Linked DNA regions of Homo sapiens: region 1 is linked to region 2. The links are chromatin contacts, found by Hi-C or POLR2A ChIA-PET in ENCODE. All regions are on one chromosome and are shown on one strand. The core of a region is the stretch at or near the end of the contact, and the rest is flanking DNA. Distances in the headings are between cores, read along the strand shown. Region 1 holds the start of CCS (copper chaperone for superoxide dismutase). Region 2 overlaps SPTBN2 (spectrin beta, non-erythrocytic 2).

What was found. A loop is a pair of places that touch in the nucleus more often than their neighbours do. ChIA-PET counts read pairs that join two places held with the same protein, here RNA polymerase II (POLR2A). Pooled maps may share reads with other maps.
Region 1: a pooled map shows a loop between it and region 2 (3-fold over the local background). The contact joins the promoter of CCS here to the enhancer-like site in region 2. A Hi-C loop is called at or near these places in 4 of 168 maps with a recorded cell type or tissue (gastrocnemius medialis, left lung, right lobe of liver and 1 more) and 3 of 50 pooled maps. POLR2A ChIA-PET finds 5 or more read pairs at or near these places in 5 of 52 experiments (A673, PC-9, T-cell and 2 more).

The regions. Positions count from the first base shown.
Region 1 is chr11:66,587,834-66,594,827 of GRCh38, reverse strand. It overlaps CCS (copper chaperone for superoxide dismutase), which reads right to left and starts at 1,643. Exons shown (of 8, transcript NM_005125.2): 1 at 1,528-1,643; 2 at 1,114-1,186. The coding sequence starts at 1,566. It overlaps CCDC87 (coiled-coil domain containing 87), which reads left to right and starts at 1,765. Exons shown (of 1, transcript NM_018219.3): 1 at 1,765-4,652. The coding sequence starts at 1,813. The coding sequence ends at 4,362. RefSeq lists enhancers at 1,779-1,868, 1,899-2,008, 2,179-2,238, 1,801-2,389, 2,390-2,979.
Region 2 is chr11:66,689,408-66,696,215 of GRCh38, reverse strand. SPTBN2 (spectrin beta, non-erythrocytic 2) reads left to right here. Exons shown (of 38, transcript NM_006946.4): 22 at 1,853-2,077; 23 at 2,355-2,444; 24 at 2,770-3,030; 25 at 3,116-3,246; 26 at 3,476-3,680; 27 at 4,558-4,932; 28 at 5,933-6,177; 29 at 6,273-6,411. Among named protein-coding and RNA genes, the nearest start is that of RBM4B, 15 kb to the right of the region's middle. RefSeq lists an enhancer at 899-1,399. Within about 2 kb of position 1,360, at least 2 of the 41 ENCODE cell types and tissues checked have a DNase peak (open chromatin) inside an H3K27ac peak, as active enhancers do.

The sequences.
Region 1 (6,994 bases), core at 394-2,893, 100 kb after region 2:
GGTCCATACCTGCCGAATGACTGGGTGAACTTGTTTTTTTTTTTTTTTTTTTTGAGAGAGGGTCTCACTCTGTCACCCAGCCTGGAGTGCAGTGGAGCGATCCAACTCACTGCAGCCTCCACCTCCTGGACTCAAGCAATCCTCCTGCTTTGGCCTCCCCAGTAGCTGGGACTACAGGAGTGCACCATGACGCCCAGCTAATTTTTGTATATTTTATAGAGGAGGGTTTTCGCCATGTTGCTCAGGCTGCTCTCAAACTCATGGACTTGAGCAATCTACCTACTTTGGTGTCCCAAAGTGCTGGGATTACAGGCGTGAGCCACTGAGCCTGGCCTGGATAAACACTTAACAGAATCAAAGGAAGCCAGTTCCCAGAGCCATGCTGGTGGCTCTACCTTTCCAGATCTTTCTCATTGTGCCAGGTCACCTCCAGACCAGCTGGCCTTTTATTTATTATTATTATTTTTTTGAGACGGAGTCTCACTCTGTTGCCCAGGCTAGAGTGCAGTGGCGCGATCTCGGCTAACTGCAAGCTCCGCCTCCCGGGTTCACGCCATTCTCCTGCCTCTGCCTCCCAAGTAGCTGGGACTACAGGCGCCCACCACCACGCCCGGCTAATTTTTTGTATTTTTTAGTAGAGACAGGATTTAACTGTGTTAGCCAGGATGGTCTCGATCTCCTGACCTGGTGATCCACCCACCTCGGCCTCCCAAAGTGCTGGGATTACAGGCATGAGCCACCACACCCAGTGGTATAGAAAGCTACCCAGGATGGTATAGGGCCTGAGCTGCTGTTTGCTTTGTCAAGATTATGTTGTTTCCCAAGCAAAAACTGCCTGTTTTCCCAGGAACTCCCTCAGCCTAGCTCCTCAGTCTCTGGGGCACCTGAGGTTCAGGACAACAAGACAGGCAGTTAGAATCTGTCAGGGCAAGCTGGACAGCTGTACTCTAGGCTCTGCCTCCAGGTCTGTGTGTAACTCTGAGAACATGCCTTTCACTCTCTGGGGTTCACTTTCTGCATCTGTAAAATGGGAGTAGGGTTCGCCTAATAGATTCGCCTGGTCCCTCCCAGAGGCTTCTGGACTGTCTGCAGAAAAGTTTACCCTGTTCTTACCTGCCACCCCTTGCAGGGATTTGCGCACCGCGTCCACACAGCTCTGACAGGTCATCTGCACCGCGAACTCCAACTGCAAGGGCGGCAGGGACCAACCGATGATCGCTGGGGAAGTGCCTTGGTATGACTTTGTTTCACCACCTACCCTATGACCACCGCAAGGGTCTGGGAACAAGCCCCACTTAACCCCTCTTCAAGCACCTTCTTCATGATCTCTCATGACCATTCCAGGACCATGGGAGTCACCCCCCAACACTCACGCAGGGCCCCTGCTACCCTCGCACCCTAGTTTCATCCCATGGCCCCAGGCCCCAACCCAAGTGCCCACTCCTTCTCCTCTTCCCAAGGTAACGATCATCCCAGGGGCCGAGGCTCTCTGCCCGGCGAGGCTCCACACGAAGCCTCGACCCTCACCGTGCAGAGGGTCCCCTGGTTCCCCGAATCCGAAGCCATTCTGGACCCAGTCACCACCCCGAGACGCAGAACTCCTCCGGCGCAGGAGCACCAACCAGCGCGGCGTCGCGGGGACTGAGCCTCTAAAGCCACCCTTAACTCCTCCTCCTAGTGCGTGCGCACGCAAGGCCCTGCTTCGTCAGCCACCGGGTGGCGGCCGCGCAGGCGCACTCGGGCCGTCGGGCTCCTGGTTGCCTTAGTAACCCCTCGGCTTTCTGTTCCTGGACGGTGGCGGCCGCCGGCTCTATGATGGAGCCCCCGAAGCCCGAGCCTGAGCTCCAGCGGTTTTACCACCGGCTGCTGCGTCCGCTGTCGCTCTTCCCCACTAGGACGACGTCCCCAGAGCCTCAGAAGCGCCCCCCGCAGGAGGGCCGGATTCTGCAGTCCTTCCCTCTGGCGAAGCTGACGGTGGCGTCGCTGTGCAGCCAGGTGGCCAAGCTGCTGGCCGGCAGCGGGATAGCAGCGGGAGTGCCTCCTGAGGCCCGACTACGTCTCATCAAGGTCATCCTGGACGAGCTGAAGTGCAGCTGGCGGGAGCCGCCCGCCGAACTTAGTCTGAGCCACAAAAACAACCAGAAGCTGCGGAAGCGGCTCGAGGCCTACGTGCTGCTGAGCAGCGAGCAGCTCTTCTTGCGCTACCTGCACCTGCTGGTGACCATGTCGACTCCCAGGGGGGTCTTCACTGAATCAGCCACCCTCACCCGGTTGGCCGCCAGCCTCGCCAGGGACTGCACACTCTTCCTTACTAGTCCCAACGTCTACCGTGGCCTGCTTGCCGACTTCCAGGCCCTGCTGAGGGCAGAGCAGGCCTCTGGGGATGTGGACAAGCTGCACCCTGTCTGCCCCGCTGGGACGTTCAAGCTGTGCCCTATCCCCTGGCCTCACAGCACTGGCTTCGCCCAAGTGCAGTGCTCTAACCTCAACCTGAACTACCTCATCCAACTCAGCCGTCCACCAGAGTTTCTCAATGAGCCAGGAAGGATGGATCCAGTGAAGGAATTGAAGTCCATCCCTCGGTTGAAGAGGAAAAAGCCTTTCCACTGGCTGCCCTCCATAGGAAAGAAGAGAGAAATCGACATCAGTTCCTCACAGATGGTGTCGCTGCCCAGCTATCCTGTGGCCCCCACCAGCAGGGCTTCCCCCTCGCCTTTCTGCCCTGAGCTCCGGAGAGGCCAATCCATGCCCTCCCTGCGTGAGGGCTGGAGGCTGGCAGATGAGTTGGGCCTTCCTCCACTCCCATCTCGCCCCTTAACCCCGCTGGTCTTGGCTACAGAGAGCAAACCAGAGCTGACTGGGCTCATCGTGGCTGAGGATCTGAAGCAGTTGATAAAGAAGATGAAGTTGGAGGGGACTCGCTACCCACCACTGGACTCAGGCCTGCCTCCTCTCCTGGGGGTTGTGACCCGTCACCCAGCTGCAGGGCATCGCCTGGAGGAGCTGGAGAAGATGTTGAGGAACCTCCAGGAGGAAGAAGCCTCTGGGCAGTGGGACCCCCAGCCCCCCAAATCCTTTCCACTTCACCCACAGCCAGTGACCATTACTTTGAAGCTTAGAAATGAGGTCGTGGTCCAGGCGGCTGCCGTACGGGTCTCTGATAGAAACTTCTTAGACTCTTTCCACATTGAGGGGGCCGGAGCCCTGTATAACCATCTGGCTGGTGAACTGGATCCCAAAGCCATTGAAAAAATGGATATTGATAACTTTGTTGGCAGTACTACCAGGGAGGTCTACAAGGAGTTGATGAGCCATGTCTCTTCTGACCACTTACATTTTGATCAAGGGCCCCTAGTTGAGCCTGCAGCAGATAAAGACTGGTCGACCTTCCTGTCCTCAGCCTTTCTACGTCAAGAAAAACAGCCTCAAATCATCAACCCTGAGCTGGTTGGACTTTACTCCCAGAGAGCAAACACTTTACAGTCCAATACTAAGAAGATGCCCTCCCTCCCATCACTCCAAGCTACCAAAAGCTGGGAGAAGTGGTCAAACAAGGCCTCCTTGATGAACTCATGGAAAACCACCTTGTCTGTGGATGACTACTTCAAGTACCTCACCAACCATGAAACAGATTTCCTTCATGTCATCTTTCAAATGCATGAAGAAGAGGTTCCTGTGGAGATTGTGGCCCCTGCCAGAGAGTCCCTAGAGATTCAGCACCCTCCCCCATTGCTAGAAGATGAAGAACCAGACTTTGTGCCAGGAGAGTGGGATTGGAACACTGTGCTAGAGCACAGGCTAGGAGCTGGGAAGACACCCCACCTGGGAGAACCCCACAAAATTCTGAGCCTGCAGAAGCATCTGGAACAACTGTGGTCTGTGCTTGAGGTCCCTGACAAGGACCAGGTGGACATGACCATTAAATATAGCTCCAAAGCCCGCCTGAGGCAGCTGCCTTCATTGGTGAATGCCTGGGAGCGGGCCCTGAAGCCCATTCAGCTGCGGGAGGCATTGCTGGCGAGACTAGAGTGGTTTGAGGGACAAGCTTCCAATCCCAACCGCTTCTTCAAAAAGACCAACTTGAGCTCCAGTCACTTCCTGGAGGAGAATCAGGTCCGAAGCCATCTCCACAGGAAGCTCAACTTAATGGAGTCTTCTTTGGTTTCCCTCCTGGAGGAGATAGAGTTAATCTTTGGCGAGCCAGTGATCTTCAAGGGGCGGCCCTACCTGGACAAGATGAAGAGTGACAAAGTGGAGATGCTCTATTGGCTGCAACAGCAGCGGCGGGTTCGCCACCTGGTCTCGGCCCTGAAGGATCCCCACCAGTCAACCCTGTTCAGGAGCTCAGCAGCCAGCCTTTAGTAGCTCCTGGGAATACCCCTATTACTCCTTGACCAGGCCCAGTGCCCTCAAATGCCTCCCTCACCCCTAAATGGCCAGCAGCTCATCTAGACCTCTTTACTGCTTTGGAAGAAGAAATATTTGTCTATATCTGGGAGTGGAGGGTTCAGGAACATTATGCTTCCAACTATGAAGGGATTGAGACTAAAACTATTGTTTTCTTAGTGAAATTCTCATGAAAGAATCCCCAAGCCTAGTAGTCCCATTATGTCAAGCCTTGCACAATACAAGCCAAATCTCCTATATCAAAAGAACTGAGACCTTGGAGTTAATTGTAGTGGGAAGGGTCAGAGGCAAAGGTGATCTTTGGAACAACTCACTTTAGCATTCCTATCACACTACATTAAATTGTCACCTCTTTTAGTTCTCAAACACTATTAGGAAGAAGAAAATTAATTAAATTTTTACCAGTTACGTGCACATGGTACAAAGTATACCAGGATGTGTACTGAAAAGTAAGCCTTCCCATACCCACCTCCAATGTCTGTTTCGTGCTGTGGGGATAAGTGTTACAATTTTTAAATTTAATTTAATTTTTATTTATGTATTTATTTATTTTTTGAGACAGAGTCTCACTCTGTTGCCCAGGCTAGAATGCAGTGGTACAATCTCAGCTCACTGCAACCTCTGCCTCCCTGGTTCAAGCGATTCTCCTGCCTCGGCCTCCTGAGTAGCTGGGATTACAGGCGCCTGCCACCACGCATGGCTCATTTTTGTATTTTTAGTAGAGATAGGGTTTCACCACGTTGGCCAGGCTGGTCTCAAACTCCTGAGCTCAGGCGATCCACCTGCCTCAACCTCCAAAAGTGCTGGGATTACAGGTATGAGCTACAGCACCTGGATTTTTTTTTTTTTTTCAATTTTAGAGATGGGGTCTTGCTCTGTTGCCCAAGCTGGAGTGCAGTGGCCTGATCATAGCTCACTGCAGCTTGAACTCTTGGGCTCAAGCAATCCTCCTGCCTCAGCCTCCTAAGTAGCTGGGACTACAGCTGCTCACCACTGCACCTGGCTAATTTTTTGAGTTTCTTAAAAAAAAAACAAATATATATATATACACACACACATACACACACATATATATGTGTGTGTGTATATATATATGTGTGTATATATATATATTTTTTCTTTTGAGAGGGAGTCTCGCTCTGTCGCCCAGGCTGGAGTACAGTGGCGCAATCTCGGCTCACTGCAAGTTCCGCCTCCTGGGTTCATGCCATTCTCCTGCCTCAGCCTCCTGAATAGCTGGGACTACAGGTGCCCACCATCACGGTCAGCTAATTTTTTTTTATTTTTAGTAGAGACGGGGTTTCACTTTGTTTTTTAATTTATTTTTTTATTGATAATTCTTGGGTGTTTCTCACAGAGGGGGATTTGGCAGGGTCATGGGACAACAGTGGAGGGAAGGTCAGCAGATAAACAAGTGAACAAAGGTCTCTGGTTTTCCTAGGCAGAGGACCCTGCGGCCTTCCGCAGTGTTTGTGTCCCTGATTACTTGAGATTAGGGATTGGTGATGACTCTTAACGAGCATGCTGCCTTCAAGCATCTGTTTAACAAAGCACATCTTGCACCGCCCTTAATCCATTTAACCCTGAGTGGACACAGCACATGTTTCAGAGAGCACAGGGTTGGGGGTAAGGTCACAGATCAACAGGATCCCAAGGCAGAAGAATTTTTCTTAGTGCAGAACAAAATGAAAAGTCTCCCATGTCTACTTCTTTCTACACAGACACGGCAACCATCCGATTTCTCAATCTTTTCCCCACCTTTCCCGCCTTTCTATTCCACAAAGCTGCCATTGTCATCCTGGCCCGTTCTCAATGAGCTGTTGGGTACACCTCCCAGACGGGGTGGTGGCCGGGCAGAGGGGCTCCTCACTTCCCAGTAGGGGCGGCCGGGCAGAGGCGCCCCTCACCTCCCGGATGGCGCGGCTGGCTGGGCGGGGGGCTGACCCCCCACCTCCCTCCCGGACGGGGCGGCTGGCCGGGCAGAGGGGCTCCTCACTTCCCAGTAGGGGCGGCCGGGCAGAGGCGCCCCTCACCTCCCGGACGGGGCGGCTGGCCGGGCGGGGGGCTGACCCCCCCACCTCCCTCCCGGACGGGGTGGCTGGCCGGGCGGGGGGCTGACCACCCCACCTCCCTCCCGGACTGGGCGGCTGGCAGGGCGGGGGGCTGACCCCCCCACCTCCCTCCCGGACTGGGCGGCTGGCCGGGCGGGGGGCTGACCCCCCCACCTCCCTCCCAGACGGGGCGACTGGCCGGGCAGAGGGGCTCCTCACTTCCCAGTAGGGGCGGCCGGGCAGAGGCACCCCCTCACCTCCCGGATGGGGCGGCTGGCCGGGCGGGGGGCTGACCCCCCCACCTCCCTCCCAGATGGGGTGGCTGGCCGGGCTGAGGGGCTCCTCACTTCCCAGTAGGGGCGGCCGGGCAGAGGTGCCCCTCACCTCCCGGACGGGGCGGCTGGCCGGGCGGGGGGCTGACCCCCCCACCTCCCTCCCGGACGGGGCGGCTGGCCGGGCGGGGGGCTGACCCCCCACCTCCCTCCCGGACGGGGTGGCTGCCGGGCGGAGGGGCTCCTCACTTCCCAGATGGGGTG
Region 2 (6,808 bases), core at 111-2,610:
GATTTGGGAGGCCAGCTGAGGCCTGGCAGATAACACCTTCACTAGCATTTCCCAGAGTCATTTCTTTGGGCAGCCAGTATCAGAATCTCTAGGGATATGTCGCAGTCAGGGTTAGAGTTAGGAGACAGACCCCCTAATAATTTGACGATGAGAACTTCAGTAAAAAGAAATATTAATTAGGCCAGGCACAGTGGCTCATGCCTGTAATCTCAGCACTTTGGGAGGCCAAGGCAGGCAGGTCGCTTGAGGTCAGGAGTTCAAGACCAGCCTGGCCAACATGGTGAAACCCCGTCTCTACTAAAAATACAAAAATTAGCCAGGCGTGGTGGCGCACGCCTGTTATCCCAGCTACTTGGGAGGCTGAGGGCTGAGGGAGGAGGATAGCTTGAACCCAGGAGACAGAGGTTGCAGTGAGCCGTGATCATGCCATCGCACTCCAGCCTGGGCAAGCCTCTGTCTCAAAAAAAAAAACAGAAGTATAAATTAGTAAAAGGTGGTAAAGAGAACTCTATAGCAGGGGTCAGAAAACTTTTTTCAGTAAAGCACCAGATAGTAAATTTTTGGGGCTTCATGGGTCGTAAGGTCTATGTCACAGCCCTTCAACTCTGCCCTTGTAAGGAAAAGCAGCTGCGGATTATATGTAAAATAAGGGGTATGGCCAGGTGTGGTGGCTCACACATGTAATCCCAACACTTTGGGAGGCCGAGGTGGCCGGATCACTTGAGTCCAGGAGTTTTGAGACTAGCCTGGGCAACATGGCAAAACCCCATCTCTACAAAAACTACAAAAATTAGCTGGGCGTGGTGGTGGTGTGTGCCTGTAGTCCCAGCTACTCAGGAGGCTGAGGTGAGAAGATTGTTTGAGCCTGGAGAGTCGAGGCTGCAGTGGGCTGTGATCGTGCCACTGCACTGCAGCCTGGGTGGCAGAGCGAGACTTGTCTCAAAAAATTTTTTAAAAAGGGGTGCAGCTGTGGTCCAATAAAAACTTTATAAGGCTAGGCAGTGGGCTGGACTTGCTGGTCCCTGCTCTGAAGAATGCAGAATGGGAAGTGTAGGGAGCAGCTGACACCTCTGGGGTTGAGGAGTCCCCCAGGAAGGAGCAAGATGGCTGAGTCTCAGACCTCCTTGGAGAGGGCGGAGGCCCACTGAATGGCCTGGAAATTTGCTGGGGTATCACAGGCCAGAGCATGTCTGAAGCCAGCAAGCCAAGGCTGGCCAGCAGGAAGTGGCCACTAGAGTGCAGCAAAACTTGCCAGAGAGTAAGAGCCACCGGATCTCTTGCGCACTGTGGACAGTTTTGCTGTAGGAGGAAGAAAAGCACCTTGGAACCGTGGAATGCCCCACATCTGCTAGGCATTGTGGTGTCCCTCCAGCGCCCTCTGCTGACAAGGCCTAGATTGTGCCTGCTGGCAAAGGAGGAATGTTTCCAGGGGCCAGTTCCAGTGTCTCAAAGCAGGGCCACGATGGATTGGGGATGGAGAGACAATGAATTGATAATGGGCACAGTTATCACACTACCCTGGATTTTTTAATTTCAATCTTTTAGATTCGCGGGTGTGGGTGCAGGTTTGTTATAAGTTATATTGTGTGATGCTGAAGTTTGGGGTGTAATTGAACCCATCACCCATGTAGTGAGCACAGTACCCAATAGGGATTTTTTCAACCCCTGCCCTTGGATTCTTGTGCATATAAAGTTCGAGATCCACTGATCCAGCCCATGAGGGGATGCTCTCCCTGGGTGAGCTGCAGTGATGAGCAGCCACAGTGGGCTGGATAGAGACTGGTTGGTGTCTCTGCTGGGCATGAAGGCGGAAATGCAGAGCTAACATGTCCTTCCTCCTGGCGGTTTGCAGATGCTGGAATGGGAGATGGCTGTGAGAGAGAAGGAGGTGGAGGCAATCCAGGCCCAGGCCAAAGCACTGGCCCAGGAGGACCAGGGTGCAGGGGAGGTGGAGAGAACCTCGAGGGCCGTGGAGGAGAAGTTCAGGGCCTTGTGCCAGCCCATGCGGGAACGCTGCCGGCGCCTGCAGGCTTCTCGCGAGCAGCACCAGTTCCACCGCGATGTGGAAGATGAGATTGTGAGTCACTGGGGCCAAGGACGGCAAGCTGCCCCCAGCCATGTGGTTCTCCAGCCTCCCTCCTGGATGCCAGGGAGATGCCAGCAGGGCTCTATTCCCTCTTCTCTTTGGCATTGACCATCTCCCCTATAGGGAGACTTGGAGATGCCTCCCAGAACCAGAGATGACTGTTCCCCACACACAGGGCGGTAGCCCCAGGTGTCCCCACTCCCACTAATCAGTCCCTGCTGCTTGCCTTGCCCTCTGGGCCTCCACTGACCCCCTCTTCCTCTTCCAGTTGTGGGTGACAGAGCGGCTGCCCATGGCCAGCTCCATGGAGCATGGCAAGGACCTGCCCAGCGTCCAGCTTCTCATGAAGAAAAACCAGGTGAGGCAGAGGCTGAAGGCAAAAGAGAAGTTCCCAGGAGCCTGCCCAGACTTGGACGTGTTTTTTCTTAAGACCAGGCCCCCCTCGATGCTGAGTGTAACCCTGGACTTCAGTGGCTGTCTTTCCTCACCTTGGGAGGGTGGGTCCTCTCAGTAGGAGATAGTGGGGGCTGGGCGGCTGACGGGTGTTACCATCGCACCCCCAGGCTAGGAGAGGGAGCAGAGGACCCAGGAAGGAGAGAGGCACAGGGGTGAAGGGTGGTCTCCGGGAGCACGTGGGGCTGGGGCAGGACTTTCAGCATTTTCTCTTCTGTGGCCATGGGCAGACCCTGCAGAAAGAGATTCAGGGCCATGAGCCCCGGATCGCGGACCTGAGGGAGCGGCAGCGTGCTCTAGGTGCAGCAGCAGCAGGTCCAGAGCTGGCTGAGCTGCAGGAAATGTGGAAACGCCTGGGCCACGAGCTGGAACTTCGAGGGAAGCGACTGGAGGATGCCCTGCGAGCCCAGCAGTTCTACCGCGATGCCGCCGAGGCGGAGGCCTGGATGGGCGAGCAGGAATTACACATGATGGGCCAGGAGAAGGCCAAGGTGAGGGCCAGGACAGAGCCCAGTGTATGTGACCAGTTCTGCCCTCCCCTGACCTGATGCTGGATGCCACTGTCCCTTCCCCCAGGATGAGCTGAGTGCCCAGGCAGAGGTGAAGAAGCACCAGGTGCTGGAGCAAGCCCTGGCCGACTACGCGCAGACCATCCACCAGCTGGCGGCCAGCAGCCAGGACATGATTGACCACGAGCACCCAGAGAGGTGGGTGCAGCGGCAGCCCGGCCCAGCCTGGGGGTGGAGCCGGCTGCAGGAACAGGAAGGTGCAGGGAATGTGGAGCCTTCAGTGCTGTGTGCACGGAGCCTTCTAGAAAGCTGGAACACAGGGTGGGCGAGCTGTTGGGAGACTCAGAGGGACAGGGCTCCACAGAACAGACCGGAGGTCAGAGCTACACCCCTAAGTCCCACAGTGCCTCCCTCACTCTTCTTGCAGCACTCGGATATCCATCCGCCAAGCCCAGGTGGACAAGCTGTATGCCGGCCTGAAGGAGCTGGCTGGAGAGCGGCGGGAGCGCCTGCAGGAGCACCTCCGGCTGTGCCAGCTCCGCCGCGAGCTGGATGACCTGGAACAGTGGATCCAGGAGCGCGAGGTGGTGGCGGCCTCCCACGAGCTGGGCCAGGACTACGAGCATGTGACTGTGAGTGTAGGGAGGGCACCCAGCTCAGATCAACCGTGGGAAGAGTGGAGGACCCACAGGGAGACTAGGACCTAGTCCCAGGCAGAGCACTGAGGGGCTAAGGGGCAAGACCAGGCTGAGCAGGCACTGTCCTCCTGGTTTTGAGGTATATGATTTGAAGAGGCCGGGCATAGGCTCACACCTGTAATCCTAGCACCTTGGGAGGCTGAGATGGGAGGATTGCTTGAGTCCAGGAGTTCAAGACCAGCCTGGGCAACATAGTGAGACCCCCCATCTCTACAAAAAAAATTTTTTTTTATTAGCCAGGCACAGCCGTGCATGCCTGTAGGCCCAACTACTTAGGAGGCTGAGGTGGGAGGATCTCTTGAGCCTGGGAGGTCGACACTGCAGTGATTGCGCTAGTGCACTCCAGAGCAAGACCCTATCATCTCTAAATACATACACACACACACAATTTGAAGAATTGTACAGAAAGGGGACATGAAGCTGAGCTGAGACAAGGGCAAACAGGAAATTATCACTCACACTTTTCAACAGAATTCAACAAAACGGAGTATGATCCACCCCCCCGACAGTTTGGGGGCTTGGACCCTCAGTCGTACAGAAATATGGACCATAGTTAGGGTATCCTTGTCTGAAGCCTAAGGGTCCCAAGCACCTTGAAACGCCTTTGCTGGGGGTGGAGGGAGTCTGTCAAATACAGGGTCAGTGGGAAGCAGCTGCACCTACTCCTTAACCACAGGGAAGAAACCTGTCCCGGCCCCCATGCAGCGGGGAGAGGTGGGTTCTGAGTTTGGAGTGGAGGACTCGCTCCATCAGGCAGGGACCACATCCCCTAACATCACGGCATGGTCTGTCCATCTGCTTCCTCTACCAGATGCTCCGAGACAAATTCCGAGAGTTCTCCCGGGACACAAGCACCATCGGTCAGGAGCGCGTAGATAGCGCCAATGCGCTGGCCAATGGGCTCATTGCTGGGGGCCATGCTGCACGGGCCACCGTGGCCGAGTGGAAGGACAGTCTCAACGAGGCCTGGGCTGACCTGCTTGAGCTGCTGGACACACGGGGTCAGGTGCTGGCCGCGGCGTACGAGCTGCAGCGCTTCCTGCACGGGGCACGCCAAGCCCTGGCGCGGGTGCAGCACAAGCAGCAGCAGCTTCCGGACGGGACTGGCCGCGACCTCAACGCTGCCGAGGCCCTGCAGCGCCGACACTGTGCCTACGAGCATGACATTCAGGCCCTCAGCCCCCAGGTCTGACCCAAGCATGAGGAGGTGGGGGAGGCTTAGAGGAGGCCATGGGGGAAATGCCGGGGAGAGTTCCCAGGAGCTAGGGTAGAGCTCAGAAATGCTGGGAGGACGGCACTCTTTCGAGGGCCATTTCGAGATGAGGAAATTGCTCCAAGAAAACATCTCTGTTTGGCCAGGCGCGGTGGCTCTCGCCTGTAATCCCAGCACTTTGGGAGGCCGAGGAGGGCGGATCATCTGAGATTGGGAGTTCGAGACCAGCCTGACCAACATGGAGAAACCCCTTCTCTACTAAAAATACAAAATTAGCCAGGCATGGTGGCGCATGCCTGTAATCCTAGCTACTCAGGAGGCTGAGGCAGGAGAATCACTTGAACCCAGGAGGCGGAGGTTGCAGTGAGCTGAGATCCCTCCACTGCACTCCAGCCTGGGCAACAAGAGCGAAACTCCGTCTCAAAAAGAAAGAAAACATCTCTGGCAGGGGACATCTAGCCACTGCATTCACACTTTTGATGACAAGCCCCCTTGAGAGCCCATGATGTCTTCAGGGGTTCCCAGTGGCCAGGAGACTCTTCATGCTGCGCTAAATCAGCCTGTTAGTGCTTCCCAGGCTTGAGCTCTAGGCTCACACTCAGTAAGCATGGATCCTTCCTTCAACCACTAGAACCCATCAGCCCCTGCCTGAATCCCCTTTTCAGGCTAAGTAGCACGTTCTAGCAATCTCCAAGGTCTATCACATCCTAGACAGGCCTCTGAAAGTTCAACTGGCCAATGGCTCTTTTCCAGATCCTCCCCCAGTTAAGCCCAGGTGTCTAGATGAGACCCAACAGGGCAGAGTGTGGCCAGCCCCTGCCTTCATCTTTCCCAGCACCCCCACTCCCTGGCTCCTCCCCCTGCTTCTTTGGCTGTGAGACAGGCAGGAGGTGAGAGTGGCAGCCAGGACTGAGGCAGGCTGCGGCTCCTTGGAGTCCCCCGCTCTGCCTGACTCTGACCCGGGGCTCCGCAGGTCCAGCAGGTGCAGGACGACGGCCACCGGCTCCAGAAGGCCTACGCTGGAGACAAGGCTGAGGAGATCGGCCGCCACATGCAGGCCGTGGCCGAGGCCTGGGCCCAGCTTCAGGGAAGCTCTGCCGCCCGCCGGCAGCTGCTGCTGGACACCACAGACAAGTTCCGCTTCTTCAAGGCTGTCCGGGAACTGATGCTCTGGATGGATGAGGTCAACCTGCAGATGGATGCCCAGGAGCGTCCCCGGTGAGAATCCCAGGGCTCAGGGCCTCCACGGGTTGTGTGGCTGGGCTGTGATGGGGCTGTGGGCAGCAGGTGATGCTGTTTCTGCCTCCCCCCAGGGATGTGTCCTCCGCGGATCTAGTCATCAAGAACCAGCAAGGCATCAAGGCAGAGATAGAGGCCCGGGCAGACCGCTTCTCCTCCTGCATCGACATGGGGAAGGAGCTGCTGGCCAGGAGCCACTATGCGGCCGAGGAGGTGGGTGAGGCCTGGGTGGCCGGGCCATTCTCACTGTGCAGTGCTGAACGCTGACTTCTTGGTGGCTTTCTGCTTCCTCTCATTCTCTCTTTGCAAGAAACCTTTCATTCTCTCCCCTCAGTGCCATTCACGGGTTTCTCGCATTCTGGAAATCTCTCCCCAGAACCGTCTGCCTCTTGACATCAGAAATCACTGGTCCTGGGCCAGGCATGGTGGCTCACGCCTGTAATCCCAGCACTTTGGGAGGCCCAGGCGGGCAGATCACCTGAGGTCACGAGTTCGAGACCAGCCTGGCCTCCATGGGTTGTGTGGCTGGGCTGTGATGAAACATGGTGAAACCCCGTTTCCACTAAAAACACAAAAATTAGCCGGGCGTGGTGGCGGGCACCTGTAATCC